Regions from separate parts of the Homo sapiens genome. Here region 2 is linked to region 1. A link is a contact called in ENCODE POLR2A ChIA-PET data. All regions are on one chromosome and are shown on one strand. The core of a region is the stretch at or near the end of the contact, and the rest is flanking DNA. Distances in the headings are between cores, read along the strand shown.

What was found. ChIA-PET counts read pairs that join two places held with the same protein, here RNA polymerase II (POLR2A).
Region 2: POLR2A ChIA-PET joins it to region 1 with 14 read pairs in AG04450. The contact joins two enhancer-like sites. POLR2A ChIA-PET finds 5 or more read pairs at or near these places in 2 of 52 experiments (AG04450 and Panc1).

The regions. Positions count from the first base shown.
Region 1 is chr2:237,254,924-237,260,436 of GRCh38, forward strand. LOC105373953 (a long non-coding RNA gene) reads left to right here. Exons shown (of 6, transcript XR_924035.3): 5 at 2,168-2,283; 6 at 2,507-2,753. Among named protein-coding and RNA genes, the nearest start is that of COL6A3, 160 kb to the right of the region's middle. Within about 2 kb of position 2,093, at least 14 of the 41 ENCODE cell types and tissues checked have a DNase peak (open chromatin) inside an H3K27ac peak, as active enhancers do.
Region 2 is chr2:237,339,572-237,345,084 of GRCh38, forward strand. It overlaps COL6A3 (collagen type VI alpha 3 chain), which reads right to left. Exons shown (of 44, transcript NM_004369.4): 34 at 5,487-5,513; 35 at 5,370-5,381; 36 at 4,779-5,272; 37 at 2,494-2,590; 38 at 881-1,579. Among named protein-coding and RNA genes, the nearest start is that of COL6A3, 72 kb to the right of the region's middle. Within about 2 kb of position 2,550, at least 2 of the 41 ENCODE cell types and tissues checked have a DNase peak (open chromatin) inside an H3K27ac peak, as active enhancers do.

The sequences.
Region 1 (5,513 bases), core at 843-3,342:
TGTCAAGTACTAGTACTCTGCTTCTCAAGAACTAAATGTACTGGAAACAATTTATTCTGTTATCCTAATTTAGTTTTTTTTTAATGGATAGATATCTTGTTTATTTGTTTCCAAGGTATCCACCATTACACTTATTATTTTTTTAAAGCAAGTCAGCCATGACTTGGTTCAGGATGAATAATGTATAAATGTTATGTGTTTAAGCAGAGGTTGCCATGTCATTTTTACAAAAAGATTCCCAGGAATCACTAAGGCCAGAAAATAGCTCTTAGTTCTAAGGTCCAAACACCAAGCAAGATGTGTAGGCTTTTTTCTCCCAAAGAAATTTCAAACCAATTGCATTCTTGAGTCCATTTTTTTAATGGAAAGATTAGCCCATATATGAAGTTATCATAAAGTGCTGAATGTTGTCAAAGCCCCTGACAATCCCAGATGGAGTGGGGGAAGCTGGCCACTCACATTTGCGGTGTGCTGGTGAGTCACTTTGGTATTTGTCTGTTGTGTCTCTTTTGTTAACAATGCAGGGATGTCTTTTCCTCCCACATCCAAAACTATTCATTAGACCAGGAGCACCAGAAAGTATAAGAATAAAATTCTTAGATTTAGTTTAAATCTAAATTGGCCTTAAATGTCGGTTTATGTTTCTAAATGTCCAAACAAAAAACCCAGCAGGTTCTTGTATGATAAAATATAATACTGAGTAGACTGCACACAAAGGAGTTCAGAATGTTTTTCCATCTGAAAAAACCTCTCTACCCATCCTTGTGAATTTTAAGAGGTAAGCATGTAACCCACTAGGAAAGACGCCCATACAGTCACAAATGGATAGTGAGGGTTCCAGCATTCTGTGATCCTCAATTTTAGTTCTAGAGCCAGTTTGTAGCCTCTGAAAAACCTTTAGAAATCATGCCCATCGTTCATGGATCTTGAATATCTTCATTTTGTAGCTTGTGTCACTAGGATGTGAGAATTTTGTGGGTGAGTTTTCCATCCTCCTTGTGCACTGCTCTGTCCCTCTTGTCTTAAGTGAGTGTTCCGTACACAGTAGTTAAGTCTATCAATCAACGTTCAAGTGTTATTGTTAGTTATAAACAGCTTTTTAAGGTCATTCATTCAGTCCCATGTGCACTGTCTTCATTAATCTTCATAAGACGAGAAAGGGAGTATGATCACCATTTTACAAAGACAAGGCTAAGATTGGAGAAGGCAAGTGATGGCCCCTGGTCACTCAGCTAACAAGCCCAAAGCCTAGGCATGGAGCCTCCATGTGACAGGTGCTTTGCTGACATGAACCAAACCATTCCCACTGGACCACACGTCTCCAAGCACCTTTGGTTTTCCCCATTTGTTTGGATCTAGAGCTTGCAAGAAGCTGTGACCAGAGGCAGAGTAAGTGGGAGTAAGACTAAGGTGAGGGATTGGAGAGGCAGCCTTGCCCCGCGTGACCAGGAATCAGGACACAACTCCACCAACAACCTTGTGTAACCTGTTTCTTTTTTGGAAAATGGCAGGATCAGGCCAGATTGTGAGGGGTTCCCCAGGGGTTTGGTCTTGCCATCTCCTTACAAGGCTGGTGCCCTTCCAAGATGTCCACTTAGAGGCTGAGGAATGAGGCACAGGAGGGTCTTCTGGCAAACACTCTGAATGCCCAGTGGACACGTGGGGATGGCAGTGACCCACTTCCACCGTCTCCCTCCCAGCCCAGGCTAGATTCACTTCTGAGCAGCCAACTGCCCTCCTTTCCCAGACCGGCTGGTACCTCCTGCCAGCTTCACCTCCCAAGCCTTGATCACAAAACCCTCCATTTTTTTCAGCCTGTTTTGTGGGACTTGCATTCTGTGGATCACCCTTTGAAAAACGTGGTTATCGTTATTCTAACGGCCAGATAGAAGGCAGTGTTTTTATACACTGAGTAGCTATGCATACACTAGGCAGGGGAAATCCACAGCTTGCTGCTACCACAGCCCCTCTAGAGTGGGTTCTTCAAGAGAAATGTAGGAGGAAGCTTCAGGCAGTACCATTCTTTAGCTGGAAGGAACTCCAGCCCTTCACTGTTGTGGAAGCTGGGCCCAGAGCAGGGAGGCAGCGTCCCAAGATCACACGGTGAGTTAGTCACCAGTGAAAATAATATTTTCCTCCTTGCACACCACACCCTCTTTTTTTCCAGGCAAATTCCAGGCTCCTTTGGAAGAATGACAATGCTACAGAAAAGCACATGGATTTGCAGCTTCGTGGACATCACCTGTGAGGGTGACAGCTCTTTACTCTCAGTGAGTTCCCCAGGTACACAAGCTCCTGAACAGACACAGGATGCACACATCTAAGTGCTTTCTGGCCCCAGATCCACATGCGCAGATGTAGAAGGGGCTTTCAGCTGATCACGAGGGTGTGGAAAGGTCTCAAGGGTGATTCAGGCACATAAATTCAAAATCTGTTTCTTCAACAAGAAATGCAGCTACCTTAAAAAAATTTTTTTAAGTAATCCAGATAATATTTTATTCAACAGATGGAGGAAAGTGAAGCCAGGCTTACTGAGGAAAAAAAACAACCCTCAGAAATCAAAATCAGACAGCTATACCCGGTCTGGCTGCCCCAGAGCGGGAAGACCTGAACCTTGGCAGGGCTGGCTGCTGTGCTGACCAGTCTGATATCAAGAAGAGAAGTGATTTTCCGATCCTGCATCCGGTACAGCTGTGCGGACTCTGCTCTTCCTGCCATTCCACCAAGAAATTAAAAAGCAATTTTCTTTTGAAGTTCTGGGGTTTTTTTGTTTTTTGTTTTTTTCATTTAAGATTACACTTTGAGGTCAGAAAATGAGACATAAGGAATTCACAAACACACACGCATTCGATTCAGAAACATTCCACCCTCCACATCCCCATTTTAAACTGTCCTGAGGCCCAGATGGTTTACAGCTTGAGCCGGCTTAGGCTGGCAAGCATTTCAGGGATCTGGTTGACTACGTTTTCCTGAAACAGAGGTATTTTATGCATTAAGCTGATCAACACCGGGGAGAATGGGGCACCCTAACTGCCTTTAAGTAATATCTTATGAAGCTCTTTTAGGATTAGCAGCAGAACAAAATACACCCAGGAATCAAGGGTATAAAGCAATGAAGATTGTGTTTCACCTTGCAATATTGTGAGTAGTGTTGTTTATTCAAGGCAGTGTTAATTTTTATAATTTTTAAGCTTGTATGTATGTTTTTCTCCTCAGATGATTATGGTCTGTATCAGTTGCAGTTCAAGCAGGAAGTAGAAACCACACAGTAACTTAAACGGGGAAAGTTGAGTATAAAGAATTAATAAGTAAAATGTAGAACTGGAGTAACAAGGGATTGGCTAGTGAGAAGTGAACTCTAAAGAATACAAAGCAGCAGATAGAGGGAGCCGCCACTCTCCGTCCCTGGAGCTGAGATGGATGCTCGTGGAAGGGCCCTCGCTTCCAGGGCTGAAAAGATTCAGACATGCCGAGAGGGCACAGCCATAGCTCAGTGGGTGGCAGGGAATTTTTGCAAGTGCTGTGGTGTTGCAACAGCAGAACTTGCTAGAAATGGGCCTCTTTTCTTCAAATCGAAGGAAAGACATTTCCCCAAACTGAAGAGGACAAAAATGAAGAAATTCTTAGCCTTTCCCTCAAATCAGGAGCCCCATAGTTCTCAAGGTCATTATATTGGTGATGGGCTATATTAATCACTTCTCAAATTCAATCGTAGTCTAACTCATGTTTTCTGCATATATTATAAAATGAATTTCTAACAACATGTACATGAAATAAAAATAGGAAAAACGATGAACATGGTTATCATGTAGAAAAAAATACTTGTCATAAACAAATAGAACATTTGCAGAGCTTCTATAATCCTTGTTTCTGTAATTTGGCATTGAGCCATGTTAGGATGTGTGGCTTCCTTCTCTGGCTCTTCCATATTCCCCTTGCCCTAAGCCAGACCGTGGCTGCTCCAATTCTTTACAAGGAGGTTATGTCCTTGATCAGCCTGCCTTTTCTTTAGTTTCTCTAGTTTTCTACTAAACTTTACTGTTGGTTAGTTTTTACGTGCAAGTACTCAGGGGCACTCATTGCCCCTGACAGTCTCCTCCCTCCGTCTGCTGCGCAGCAGAAACCCAGTTTCCCCTTGGTCACCAGGATCAACCACCCGAGCTATAGACTCATTCCTTTTGTGACTGTTTGTCCAGTGGCCTCTAGGACCCCACAATGGCCATGCGGAGTCTCTGCTTCTAGTTCAGTAGAGTCATTGCTGTGTCCCTTGATGGGGGGGCAAGTGCTTCTGCACAGCTGTCTGAGATCCCCAAGCCCTCAGAATCCCAGGTTGCTAGGATGGCGATTAATTCTTGGACCCATGGGCTCTGGCCATCATGGTCTCTGATTCAAAATATGTAATGCATCCTGTAAGACGGAGTCTTGCTTTGGCCTACTATTTTATGAGGCTATTTTAGGAATGCAAGCAGAGCAAAAGACACCCAGCAACCAAATATGTAAATCAACGAAGAATGTTTCAGATTGTAATCATGCAAGCAGAGTGGTGTCTATTCGATGTTGATTTTTCAAACTTTCCAACTTGCATTTTTTTAGAGTTGTTAAAGGATGAAAAAATTAAAGCTAGACAGGAGGAATAAGTTCTAGTGGTCTATACCACTGTAGGATAGCTATAGTTAACAATAAAATATTATACAGTTTCAAATAGCTAGAAGGAGGATATCAAATGTTATCAACACAATGAGCTTATAAATGTTTGATATGATGTATATGCTAATTACCCTGATTTGATCACTATACATTACATGCACCTAAAAATCATGATGTACCCCCGTGAATATGCACAAGTATTATTTGTCAACTAAGAAATTAAAATTTTAAAAATCTTTTAAAAACACTATTGCCTATAAAAAGAAAAGTTGAAAAAATCTATATGCCATGCCATGTGTTGGCACTGCATTTATTGTCTTATTTATCATCATAAGCCCACCTAGCAGACAACTGTGAATCTCCATATCTTGTAGAAAACCAAAAGGTTAAAAGATTAACTTATTATTTCTATAAGCATCATTAATGTCACAACCTAAAAAGAAAGAAAGAGAAAAGGAAAAATGGGGTCAAATTTTAATGTCTGGTATAATAACTCCAGATCTCTAGAAACTTTTTTTTAATGATTCTTGCAGGTATTCCTTATAACCAGGTCTCAGGGTTGCCTTTGCTAGGGGTGATTTTATTAGCAGGGATTTAGACAGAAAAGACTTGAGCCAGACTTCCACAGCCATAACAGACCTTTGAGACATCTTATCTCCAAAGTCTGAGAATTCCCTAGAGAAACATGCTTCTCATTCTATGTCCTCTGATAAGCTAAGGAAGAGAAAGTAAAAAAAAAAAAAAAAAAAAAAAAGACAGGGAGTAAAAGAAAAAAGGAAAGCAGAAAAAAAAGTCATGTTTGTAACATATAAATTATTTTCATATGCATTACTAAAAATTCCCAGCTCTGCAAGAATGGATCAGTT
Region 2 (5,513 bases), core at 1,300-3,799, 85 kb after region 1:
TTTCTTTGAATCTTTTGGGGGCCAGACCTTCACAAATGTGAATACTGTTTTCATAGACCTCAACATTGCCTTAAATAATAAACATTTAGCATATACATGTTTATTTATACTTTATAAATCCCCCTCATCTGTTCCAAGCCTTGCCTGTACTGACCCTGGGCTGCACACTGTACACAGGCTCTGGAAACTATAATAGGCTGCACCTCCTCAAAGAGCAGTCTAGGGGACCACAGACCCACAAATAAATGATCAACAGGCCAGGTAATAGATGCCCTAAATAGGGTGTCCGGATTAACCATGAGCAGGCCTTGGGAGCAGCAGCTTCCACGGCGAGCAGAAGCCATTGGAATTGAACTTTGAAGATGAATATGGGTTTGCTGCTGAAGTGCGGTGGAGAGCATTCCAGGGAGGGGGAGCCCCATGAGCAAAGACCCAGTGGTATCCAAGCACGGGGCTGGTGGCTAAGCCCCGATCAAAGCAACTCTTTCTAGAAGCTTTCCCCGGTGCCCCTAACAGAAATCACTTCTCTCGCGACATGCCAGCCTATTATGTCATGCGTAATAAATGTGCATTTGATCCATTTGCCCACCCATTTGTAAACTGTTAAGGACACCAAGAGTGCCTTATGACTAGGTGGCGCTTGGTCAAATGTGGTGGAATAAAGGAATCAATGAGAACAAGGATACTGTCTGCATGTTCCCTGCTTACTCTGGCTCCTAAAAGCATTTGTGGCATATGGCAGGTGTCAATATATGTCTGTTCAATGAATGAAACAGTTCCTGTCAACACATCGGTTGTCTTTTCCATGACTGTTCCTACACTTCTCCTGGCCCGAGCATAAAGCCAGGCCAGGGCACATGCTGTGCCACGCAGGACTTACTGCTGACGAAGGATGGCAACAGCCTCCCGAAGCGCATCAAAGGCTCCTCGTTGAGCTCGGTGGACTTGTCCACTAATTTGAAGAAGACGTCGTTTGGCTCACTGGCGAAGGTGTATACCTCCTTGATGTTCACCTTCCTGCCAATGCCCAGGACCACGAAGAAGTAGCCCTTGCATTTGGCCTGCAGGATGACTCTCTGGGCCTCCTCCAGCTGCTGCTCCGGCACCTCGCCCGTCAGCATCAGGACCACAATTTTCAGGTCCCGTGGGTTTGGGGCACTTTCAAAGACATTCTCTATGGTGTATTCAATGGCACTGCCTAAGGCCCTGGTTCCCTGCAACTGTGTCATTCCCCTGCTGAGGAAGTCCACCAGCTTCTCCTTGGAGCCATAGTCAGTCAGGGAGAATTCCACCTTCACAGGTGGCATGCTGGCATTGTCCACGGACTCAGAGGGCGCGTGCTGCACAACTGCCACTCTGGCGAAGTGCTGGGAGGCCTTGGGATCTGGGCTCATGTCCAGTTGTCTGACCAGGTACGCTATGTACTTCTTCATCTCATTGAACTGGAACAGGGTGGTGGTCTCAGCGCTGTCTAAGATGAAAGCCATGTCGATGTCCACATCGCTCCCTGCCGCTCTCCTGTCCCTGAAGGAAGGCCTCCAACTGCCAAATCCACAGGATGGGTCGATGTTGCAGATGTCTAGAAAGAAGCATGGCAGCCTATTTGTTCTGTGACACCCACAGCAGGATACACAGCTCATCAATCTGCTGGGAGACTTGGGCGATTAAAATGATCACATAAGATCAAAAGCGGGCCGGAAGCGGTGGCTCACGCCTGTAATCCCAGCACTTTGGGAGGCCGAGGCAGGTGGATCACGAGGTCAAGAGATCGAGATCATCCTGGCCAACATGGTGAAACCCTGTCTCTACTAAAAATACAAAAATTAGCTGGGCCTGATGGCGCATGCCTGTAATCTAGGCTACTCTGGAGGCTGAGGCAGGAGAATCGCTTGAACCCAGGAAGCAGAGGTTGCAGTGAGCCAAGATTGTGCCACTGCACTCCAGCCTGGGCAACAAGAGCAAGACTCTGTCTAAAAAAAAAAAAAAAAAAAAAAAAAAAACATCACAACCAAAACCAATTTATATCTTGCCTTGATTTGATTATGGCCAGATTTCAGTTTCTATCACCTAATACTTAGTAGATGAAACAAATCACTAACCTAAAATCTTTGTAGCATACCATGTGCTGGCATTTTTAAAAGAAATGAAAAATTATATTACTTCTCTGCCACTCTTTGAAGAAATATGTTCTAGAAAGTCACTAGTGCCAATGTTTTCATTCTAGATTCTAATGTCAAAACTTAAGCAGAAACTGCCTCCTCCTTTGTTACCTATAAAATGAATTATCCGCCATCAAAGAGAAGCTCTGTTTTGGGAGGTCCATTTTTAATATAGAAACTGCTGCAGTAGTATTTACTCTGGTAAATACGAGGCTTTGTGAATCAATTGAACTCAAGCTCTTTTTACAGATCATCATTATTCTCTCACTCTCCCATGGATATTATGTTTTGCAATTGCAGCTGAGCAGATCTTCCTGTTAGAGAAACAGCTTACCCAAGCAAACATGACACGTGAGGACATTCTCCAGGAAGTCTGTGAGGTCTCTCCCTGCAGGCAGGACAAGCGCATGCCCCACTGCTGTGTTATTGATCTGGTTTAAACAAAAGAACAATTTTGGTAGGGGCGTACATGATCAGTAATATCTGAAAATATGGCAGAGGAGTAAATCAAAGCTACATCAATAAAATAGATTAACTTCCCAATAGGGCAGTATTGGGAATATCTTCTCATTTGGGGGTGGGGTTAGGCTCTGAGTATAATAGAAAGACATAGGTTTTATTCTACTAGGGTGAGCTGGAGTTCATATCCCGTTCAAATGGGTTTCAGTTTTTTTCAGCTGTAAAATGGGGGGTAATACCTTCCTAATGGTGTCATTTGGAGGGTTAAATTAGATAATAAATGTTAGTAACTGGTGTATCCTCTGGCAAATAGTAGGAACTTAATCTTATCGTTATTTTTAGCAACAATATGGGAGCTCCATCCCTTCCCCACCCTCTCAGGTGTGGTTAAAGCAAGTAACAAAATCACTCCCAGTGGGTGCAAAGAGTCCTGTCTATCGCCGTACCTGGCACACGATTAGTAATTATTCATTTAACAAATAGCTAGTTTGAATGAATGAATGAGCAAATAATTAATGAATGAACAATTTTTTGATCTCGTTGAAACCATGCTAAGAAACTCACGTGGTTCTGGGTCCCTCAGCCCACACAAGGACAGACTTATGTGAATGAATCCCCCCATCAAGAGCACATGGCCGGTAGCCCAACTTCAACACTGAATTCCCAAGCCCAGCGCTCTATGCACAAATCATCCTGTGTTCGGCAGAACAAGCCCTGAGGAATGGCAGTGATGACCCAATGTCTTTCGCCGACACAGGCTGTGGTAAAAGCATAGAATATCCAATGTGGAAGGAAAGACATTAGCAATCATCCTGCCCCAGTCTCAATTTACAGGTGAAAAATCTGAGACGCAGGGACGCTAAGTGGCGTGCACATTACTTTAAATGGGTGGGGGGAGTGTGGAACCAGGCCAAGGCCTCCTGACTCCCGGGTGGACTCCTTCCTACCCATCACCCATCTGTCTTGAACAGTATCGCCAGAACTGCACTGAATAAATATTAATTGATGTAAGAATTAAACTAGTTGTCTGGGTGCGGTGGCTTACGCCTGTAACCCCAGCACTTTGGGAGGCCGAGGCAGGCAGATCACGTGGTCAGGAGTTCGAGACCAGTCTGACCAATATGGTGAAACCCCCGTCTCTACTAAAAAAAAAAAAAAGAAAGAAAAATACAAAAATTAGCCAGGCATGGTGGCGAGTGCCTGTAATCCCAGCTACTCAGGAGGCTGAAGCAGGAGAATCACTTAAAACTGGAAGGTGGAGGTTGCAGTGAGCCGAGATCACGCCATTGCACTCCAGCCTGGGTGACAGAGCAAGACTCTGTCTCAAAAAAAAAAAAAAAAAAAAAAAAAAAAAAAAAAAAAAAAAAAAAAAAAAAAAAAAAAAAAACACACAATTAAACCAGTTATTTAATAGAATTACAAGCGACACTTGGCCTCTCCGTGGGCTGACCCTTGGGGCCTCACTGAAGAAAGCTTTGCACAGTGGTGTGGTGTAGATTGGGGGTGCTGAGTCGGCATAGTTTTGGGGACCTCACTGAGAGACTACAGGCCTCCAGGGCCACCCTGGATATTCACCTTCAGGGCCGATTGGGACAGAGTGGAGACTGGAATGGGTATCATCAGCACATGGGTTTCAGAGTCTAATGGACTAGGGTCCTAGCCTCTCACGAGCACCTCACTAACAGCAGGATCTTCCTATCCATGAGGTGAGACTGATGATACAAACCTCACCAGCCAGTTATGGGAAGCAAATGCCCAGTACACAGTAAGACACAGCTCAGAGTGTGCACAGGGGGCCATCTTGGGAGGAGACAGGAAGGATGCAAACGTCCAGGTCCTCATGAATAAAGCAAACAAGTCACACCACCTTGTTAGTAGATAGAGAGTGTCACCAACACTAGCATCACTAACCGGCAAGAGCTGTCAACATGTGAGGAGGGACCTGGGGGCAGTGCTACAAGCATGTAGGCGTCCCTGTAGTGCTGGAGCCACGAGGTTGTCCTGGAGACCTCACAAGAGAAGTTCTCAGGCAGATGGCCTCATTGGGGACGTTTTAGGAGCTATGGGACATGAAGCCACAAAGGAGCATGGACGTGTCTGAGAACCTTCTCAGAGCCCCAGAAGAAAGGGAGATGCCAACAGCACGCACAGAGCACAGACCTGCAAAGCGTTGATGAGCTGCCGGTCTTCCTGCCTTGTAAGGAACAAGGGGGTGATCCCCGCATCTGAGAGCTTGAGCACAGCCTCTCTGAGCTGTGGGGATGCTCTTGTGGGTGTGTTGCTGAAGAAAACAGCCACTTTCCTCATTAGGAATCCGTTCCTCACACGCTTAAATGTGTTCCTGGCCACAAACGACATGGCAGTCTCCAGACTCTGCTGTTTGGATGTCAGAGCCACCTGAAGGTTCTTAATCTTGTCCAGGAGGACCGACTTCCTCTTGGAGTCAGCAAACCGGATCTCCGTGGTCACCTCGTTGTTGTAGGTGACCACAGCCACCCGGGCCCCCCGTGGGCAGTTGCTCTCAGCAATGGTCAGGTCATTCACAATACTCAAGACCACATCTCGCATCCGGCCGAAAGTGTCTTGGTTGACTCCCTCAGAGGTGTCTAAAGCAAAGGCTAGTTCTGTTGGGAAGACGGGGCACTCCAGGGGCCCTGTGGAAAGTAGAGGGTGGAGGGTTAAAGACAAACTGTACTTACTACAAAAGGGAGGCTTCCTTTCCTTAGGAGAAAGTCACCAAAATCAACTTACCGTAACAGCAAGCTAGAAAAGAAGCAAAGAGAAGAAAGGGTGAGAGACTACTCTACCATGTGAGAATTTCGAATGTAAAAATATGCATTGTGAGACAACAGAAAATCATGTACTTACGGCATTTATCTTTGATGCTTTGGATGA